2 separate regions of the Homo sapiens genome follow, and region 1 is linked to region 2. Evidence: chromatin loops called from intact Hi-C (ENCODE). Cell type or tissue: HepG2. All regions are shown on one strand.

The links. Peaks named below come from ENCODE experiments on the same cell type or tissue, not always from the same donor. Only the 100,000 strongest peaks of a DNase experiment are listed, where the experiment ranks them.
Region 1: a loop joins it to region 2, with 8 times the contacts of the local background. A loop is called at or near these places in 3 of 110 quality-filtered maps.

What each region holds. Positions count from the first base shown.
Region 1 is chr6:97,286,563-97,290,562 of GRCh38, reverse strand. No RefSeq gene overlaps it. Among named protein-coding and RNA genes, the nearest start is that of MMS22L, 5.3 kb to the right of the region's middle. In HepG2, no CTCF peak of the experiment used is centred here; a DNase peak (open chromatin) is centred at 2,182.
Region 2 is chr6:97,057,809-97,061,808 of GRCh38, reverse strand. All of the region lies in intron 4 of KLHL32 (kelch like family member 32), which reads right to left. Among named protein-coding and RNA genes, the nearest start is that of KLHL32, 140 kb to the right of the region's middle. In HepG2, a CTCF peak has its summit at 2,147 (motif pointing right); no DNase peak of the experiment used is centred here.

The DNA of each region.
Region 1 (4,000 bases), 230 kb before region 2:
TAATTTTTGTATTTTTAATAGAGACAGGGTTTCACTATGTTGGCCAGGCTAGTCTCAAACTCCTGACCTCAGATGATCCACCTGCCTCCGCCATTCAAAATGCTGGGATCACAGGCAAGAACCACCATGCCTGGTTGCTTTATTTTTTTTCAATTTTTTAAATTTTTTCAGAAACAGAGTCTTGCTCTTTCACTCAAGTTGAAGTGCAGTGGTGCAATCATAGCTCACTGAAGCCTCCAACTCCTGGGCTTAAGCAATCATCTTGTTTCTGCCTCTCAAAGTGCTAGGACTATAGGCATGTGCCACCATGCCTAGCTAATTTTTTAAATGTTTTGTAGAGACAGGGTCTTGCTTTGTTCCCCAAGCTGATATTGAACTCTTGGCTTGAAGCAAGCTTTATTGTTTTTTTAAAAGTATGCTATTAGTTATATTAATTATCTATTACTATGTAATAGGTTACGCCAAGACTTAGTGGCTTGAAACAACAAATTATCTCATAGTTTCTCAAGATAACAAAATTTTATTATCTCATCTAGAAATCCGGAGGTGGGCTAACTGAATCCTTTGCTTCAAGGACTTTCACAGGTGCAGTCAAGTTGTCAGTCACCATGGGTGACTGGCAGCAATGTTGCTAAAATAGTTTAGCCAACCGTGAAGTTGGGGGCAGACAGTCCACACTACCACTGCCCTCAATTTTCACTCCAATTATAGGTCCAAGGGGTTCTCAAAACCACCCTAATCTTTGATAATTTGCTAGAGAAATTCACAGAACTTATTGAAAACTATTATATTCACAGTTATGGTTACAAGGAAAGGATACAGATTCAAATCAGCCAAGAGAAGAAACCCATATGAGAAAGTATCAAACTTCTGTTTGGTGAAACTTCTGTTTTCTTTTCCCAGTGGAGTCACGATGTGTTACTTTCCCAGCATCAACGTGTGAAAATATGCACAGAATACGGCCAACTAGGGAAGCTCACCTGAGCCTCAGTGTTCAGAGTTTTTAGTGGGTCCTCATTATGCAGGCATGTTAGAGTGATTACCCACATGGTTGATCTCAGTCTCCAGACTGATATCACGTGACTCAAAGACCCATCCTAAATTACATTTTTGATCTTTCAGCCATGGCCAACTGCCAGCCCAAATCACACTGTTAGATTATCCTGTATGATCCTAGGCCCCAGGCAAAAAAGACACTCTTATCAGACACAACATTCCAGAGGCTTAGAAATTACCTCTCATAAGCCAAGGGCAAAGGCCCAGACTCCTTTTTGGACAAGATTAAATTATTTACTATATATCTCCATGAGCTATCTATTGTATTAGATACAATAGATACAGGCCTAGTCATCTCAAATCTCAACTGCAGAAGAATCTGCTTTCCAAACTCGCTCAGATGATTGTTGGCAGAATTCAGTTCCTTGTGGACTGATGGACTGAGGACCATGGTTCTTCACTACCTATTGTCCAGAGTCTGCTCTCAGTTTTTGCCATGTGGGCCTTTCTAACATGGAAGTTTACTGCATCGAAGTGAACTAATCAAGAAGCTGACAGGGGAAGAATGTTAGTGAGAGAGAGAGTTCTAGCAAGATGTAATCACAGTCTTTTGTAAACTAATTGTGGAAGTGATATCTCATCACTTTTTGCCTTATTCTGGTCAATAGAAGCAAGTCTTTAGGTTCGGCCCACACAAGGGGAGAAGACTGCACAAGGACATGAATACTGGCAGATATTACTGAGAGCAATCTTAGAAGATGTCTATCACAGTAGGCTTTGGGAAAGAAGACAGGAGAGAGGGAGTGGTTGAAGGTTGAAGAAATAGTGGTAATTGAAGGATCAAGCTCCTGGAGGTAAAAGAAAATGGATTAAGAGCACAAGCAGGAGGGAAAGATGATAAAGCTATAGAAAAATGAATGAGGATCAATAATGGAGTTTTTCTTGTATGTAGATTTTTTCAAAGTTCTATGTGGTGTATTCCCTTGTTAATGACTAAGTGCCTTGAACAGTTGTATGAAAAGTCCTTTTCCTTTTATAGGAAAGTTGTTCCTTCTTAACCAACTACATTTCTCTGTTGCTACTGAAGTAGTTGTTTAAATCATAATATGTGTGCCAGGGAGTAGCACTTGAGAGGTTAAGAGTTCATTATCTGTTGCACAAAATTAGTGCATTAAAATACTGTGGGTCAACAGAAAGTCAGCTTACAGTAGGTTGTATAAACATTTACAATAGATAGCTCATGGAGATAACCTAGTATTTTCAATAGCACAGCACAGAACTAAAAGCCATAACTAAGTTGAGCTATCTCAGTGTATCCTCAACAGTGTCCAACTGTAATAATAAGATCATTAGAACTGGAGTTAATATTGGTCAGATATTGCTACAATGTTGAATCCAATTCTAGACTTAACAGCAGTTACTATAAAGTGGTAAGGTGATCCTCATTTACATTTAAGGGATAAGAAGGAACAGTCTTAAACTTTAAATAAGATTTCAATTAAAATCATAAACTTTCTGAAACTGAGACCTTTCAATCAGTGGAATATATCATATTAAGTTGAATTTGTGAAAAGTTTCCCTCCTACAAAACATGACATTCATATTAAATTGTTTGACTTTGAGTCTGATACCTGAAAACACAAGAATACATTATTAAATAGATGGTTTGTGGGTATATTTTTTAAAAAGCAGCAAGTTAGAATGGGTTCATTTATTATACAACATTCAAATTCTATCATATGTCCTCCCTGTTTTTTGTTGTTGTTGTTGTTGGTTTTCTATTTATTTATTTATTTTTGAGATGGAGTCTCGCTCTGTCACCCAGTCTGGAGTGCAGTGGCACGATAATGGCTCACTGCAACCTCTGCCTCCCGGGTTCAAGCAATTCTTCTGCCTCAGCCTCCCGAGTAGCTGGGACTACAGGTGTGTGCCTCCACAACTGGCTAATTTTTGTATTTTTAGAAGAGACAGGGTTTCACCATGTTGGCCAGACTGGTCTTGAACTCCTGACCTCAAGTGATTCACCTGCCTTGGCCTCCCAAAGTGCTGGAATTACAGGAATGAGCCACCGTACCTGGCCTGTCCTGCCCTCTTTTACCAAGTAGCTGAATGGTGCTGGAGAAAATGACAAAACCATGATGACTGAACTCTAATTTTTTGTCACAAATCTCAAATGATAACTCAACACTTCCAGACATTCTTATTATCTTTGCCTAGTAAATATACTTTTCTACTCACCAATATGACAATATTGCACCTCTTCTCTAATTTCTAACAACTACTCTTCCTTCTCACTTCCAGTTGATGTGTCATAGAGAAATAGGTGAAATAAAACAAAAACAACTCAACATTCCAACACGTAGTTCACCACCTCCAGCCATCTTATTCTGTATTTTTAAGATTTACTTTTTTTTTTTACTCTTCCTATTAGGATAAAAATTTTTTCTTGAGCCTATCAGAGGTTGATATGTCATTTGTGTAATGAATACTATCCCCTCTCATCTTTTCAATGCCTTTATTCTTGCAATTATTCCCCTTCTGTTCAGCATCTTTTTTCTTTCCATTTAATAACTGCCATAGCCTCGCAAACATGTTCTAACATCTTTTATCTTGAAAATACCATTTCTTGATCCCTATATGTCCCTCTGTCCTATTTTTATGCTTTATTTTCAATTAAATTCCTGGGTAAAGTTTTGATATTTGCTGATTCACCTCCCATTTTCTATATGACCCACTCCTATCAGATGTTTTTCCCCAACTACTCAACTTAAACAGCTTTTATCAACATTAGTAATGACCTATTTCTTGCCAATACCAATGATTAATCTGTTTTCCTTTATTAGCTTACCCATTCTTTCATAAAATACTTCTCTTGGATTTCATGACAGACATCATACCATACCACACACACTTGATTTTTCTTCTGTGGACTAGCCTTATTTCTTGCTTTTCTTTGCTGGCATTTTCTTGATTACTAGCAAGCTGAATATCTAAAAGTTTTTAA
Region 2 (4,000 bases):
CCTCATGATTTACAGTGTGGTGAATTTATCTGTCACCTGCCTCGAAGGACTGGCCAAAAGAACAACCTCTGCAGAAAAAAAGGGATCTCAAACACACAGGTTTATGGAGAACAACTAAGACAGCTGCATTTAACTTCTGCCAAGCATTATATTTAGGTATTTCAGAAACATACCCATCAACATGTAGTCTGACACTCAAACCAGGACAGATAGGAAGAAGGGTGACTCAAGGACCACCTGCAGGAAGGAAGAGATGTTCCCCAAGATCTGAAAGCACACAGGGTGGGAATAGGAGCTAATGTGAGTGGCCTGACACATCCAGTCACTCATCAGTCTGGAGGAGCATATCACAGCTAGAGGCATAAACAGTGGACAAGACAAAATGTCTTAATAACAAGAGATCAAGAAAATGCTAGATACATAAAGCCAAGTGGTCCAGAATCCAGGGGCGGGATGGGGCGGGCTGGGGGAAGTGGGGGGAAAGGAAACCCTAAAAGAAGCCAAACTAGGTTGGGCATTGCCTCTACCCCCAGTGACGCTCACCTGCTTGGGTGGAGCTCACCTGTAGAGCTGGGGCTTCTCCAGATTTGCAAACAGGTTTTGATGCAACCAGGAGCAAACTTAGGTGGGGGCATGAATGTTTCTTGTTCACAGAACCACCTGTATAGAGGATTCTTTCCCCGCCTGACCTCCAGGTGGTGGAACACAAGGGGCTGTTCTCGAATGAGGGATGTTGGACAGTGCTAGCAGAGAGGTCACCTCTAGTCTCACCTCACCAAGTAATGAGATGATCACATCTCATTACTTGGGTCTGGCCCAGGAACATCTCCTGCAATTTGTAGCAGGCAAGGTCATATGAATAAGGAGAGGGCCACGACTGATTCCCATTCCAAATGCTGAAACTCTACACTCATTTTGGTGGGGATAAGAACCGACCAGTGGCTGTATTTAGGGTGACACAGAATGGTGTGACAAAGTAATAGTGTAAAACCCACAAGTGCAGGAGAAGGGGATGGGTACCTGGTAGGAGAAATTATGTCAGAATTCAGTCATGAGGTGGCCCAATCACCCTCCTGGTAGGAGGCACTCTTGAATACTGTGTGCCAACATGTCCTCTGGTCACCAATCCAAGCAGGGTTGGTAGCAGACAGGAGAATTTGCATGATCTCCAATGAAGACCCTCTAAACTGCAATAAGACTGGGACTCCTGGTCTCCAGGCAGAATATGGGGCCAGAATCCGGTGAAAGAGGAGGAGAATGGGACCTGAGGTGAGATTCTGTATAGAGCATGATGACGTGGGCCACCTCAGTCAGTGCCCACACCTCACATGGGGGCTCTGGGAGGGTGGAGCTGGGACTGAGCGGTGGGAGTAGGGACACCCCACAGTCCCCAGGGCATCCCTGCCCCTCCTTCTTCAGCTCATCCTCCTGGATCATCAGATGTCCACTCTCTCAATTCTGTCTTCTTTTTCTCTTTATTTTCCCTCTCCCTTATACCTAGCCTCTTGGATTGGTGGCTGGTAGGGACTGTCTTTAACAGCCATGGTAAGTCTCAGTGTGACCTTTTTTTTTCTCCTGCCTGTGATCAAGTGAGTTGGCATCTTCAGAAAATTTTGTATCTTCAGATCTTCAAAGCTATCTTCTTCATTTCTTGCATAAGGAGATTTTTTAATTACCTGCTTCTTGGTCTATGTGTACAGTGGACTGAAGGATTTGAGCATGTTAAAATCAGACAACTAAGGTCTTTAGTAAACACACATACCATGTGTGCACATGAACAACACGCTTTTGCAAGCAAAACAAGCGCTTGTACAACTGCAAATTAGAGTGGTCTAATACCATTTATGAGAATAAATGATTACATTTCCTCCCTTCTTTATAGTTTGTTTCTTTGGTATTTTTTTTTTCCTGTATAGTATTACAGAATGGCAAATTATCAGAATCTTGAATTTATAATCATCAAATGAACTGGATACAACAGCATAAATAGCTGTTAAATGATCATATATTCAACACACATAAAATGTTTTGCATAAAGTTATTTATGACAGAATTCTCACAGATGGAACATGAAACACAAGATCTATCTAGCTATGAGAAATTTCTACCAATCTAGTTTTAGTTTCAAAACCACTGCACTAAGGACTTTTTATCCACAAGGTGGCAGCCATTTAAAGGAAAAGAATTTTCTAAATTGACTCATGCACTGCACATCTATATCTGACATCTGAAGTTTATTTTTAAGAAAGAAAAACATAGTTCAGGTAAGGATAATAAAACACATGAATTCCAGTTTCTAAATGTTGTGATCATATTGGGAAATGTTCATAAATATGCCTGTTGAAGTGCTCCATCTGAGCAATACTGGCTAGAATTCAGTAGTTCTCTATGAATCAGAGAATTCAAACTTTTGAGGCTTGTATTTGGAAAACCTCACCATGTAGCCCCAACCTGCTGTTAAAAACTTTTCTCCAGTTTTATGACCTTCTGGTCCCTTTGCTAAAGCCAGTAATCTACTAGTCTCCACACTCAGGCAATACCTTGTTCTCCATCTTCAATGTCCTCCTCATTCCTTTAATTTCCATATGTCAAAATCCTACTCATTTCAAGATCCAACTCTAAATCCACTCCTTATACAAAGCTTGGCAAGATCTCTCCCCACCCCTACCTCATCCTGGGTCTCCACAGACATCTGGTGAACTAATAAGCCCATGTGTTCTAGGTCACGCTGTCTGCTTTCAAATCCTGGCTCCTACACTTGCTGACAGAATCAACTTGGGAGAACAGCTCAACTCCAGGTGCCTCAGTGTTCTTATTTGTACAGTGAAAATAATGATGTCTACCTCAAAAACTGTTTTAAGGACCAAAAGAATGCTTGTGTATCATTACAATTGTGTGTGTCTATATGTAACAAAGCAGCTTAAACAAATATAAGGGTTACTTTTCCAATAACATTTGGATTAGGCCACTTAGAGTGGCAACCAGCCTCCTTGTATTTTCCTGCTTGGCAAATCTCAGGCTGTGGTTTCATGGTCTCAAATTGGCTGCCATACCACCAGGCATTATGTCTACATTCAAAGCAGAAAGAAAGGAGAGGTCAAAGAACAAAAAACATTTGCCAGCTGAGTCTGGCATTGTTTATCAGAAAAACAATAGATTTCTTACAAACACTGTTACAGAGACTTCCATTTACATCTCATTGGCTGGGTGGCTACACATAGCTGTAAAAGAGCCTGGGAAATTAAATTTTTATGGCTAGATGCACCATAGTCCCAAATCAAATTAGAGTTCTATATAAAGAAAAAAGAGGAAATGAATATTGGTAGGCAATCAGGGCATTAGCCATGGGACTTAGCACATATATATATGAGGAAAACTACAAAACTCTGATGAGAGAAATCAAAGAAAAACTAAATAAATGGAAAGATGGCCCATGTCTGTGGATAAAAAGGACTCCATATTGTCAAGATGTCAGTTCTTCCCAACTCAATTTATAGATTCAATGTAATCTTATTCAAAATCCCACAGTTATTTTTTGTGTATTAACAAACAGATTCTAAAGCTTATATGAAGAAGCAAAAGACCCAAAATAGCCAACACGATGTTGAAGGAGAACAAAGTTGGAGGACTGACAATACCCGCTTCAAGACTAAAAAAAACTACAGTTATCAAGACAGTGTGACATTGGCAAAAGAAGAGAGAAACAGATCAATGGAACAGAACAGAGAGCTCAGAAACAGACTCACATAAATATGGTCAATGAAAGAGCATAGATAATATTATAGATAATATAATAATAATGGATAAAAGATAGTCTTTTCAAGAATGGGGCTAGATTAATTGGACACTCACATACAAAAATTGAACCTGGACACAGCTCTCAAATCCTTCACAAAAATAAACTCAAAACGGATTACAGATGTAGATGTAAAATGCAAAACTAGAAAACTCTTACAAGGTAACATAGGAGAAGATCTAGATAACTTTGGGTATGACAATG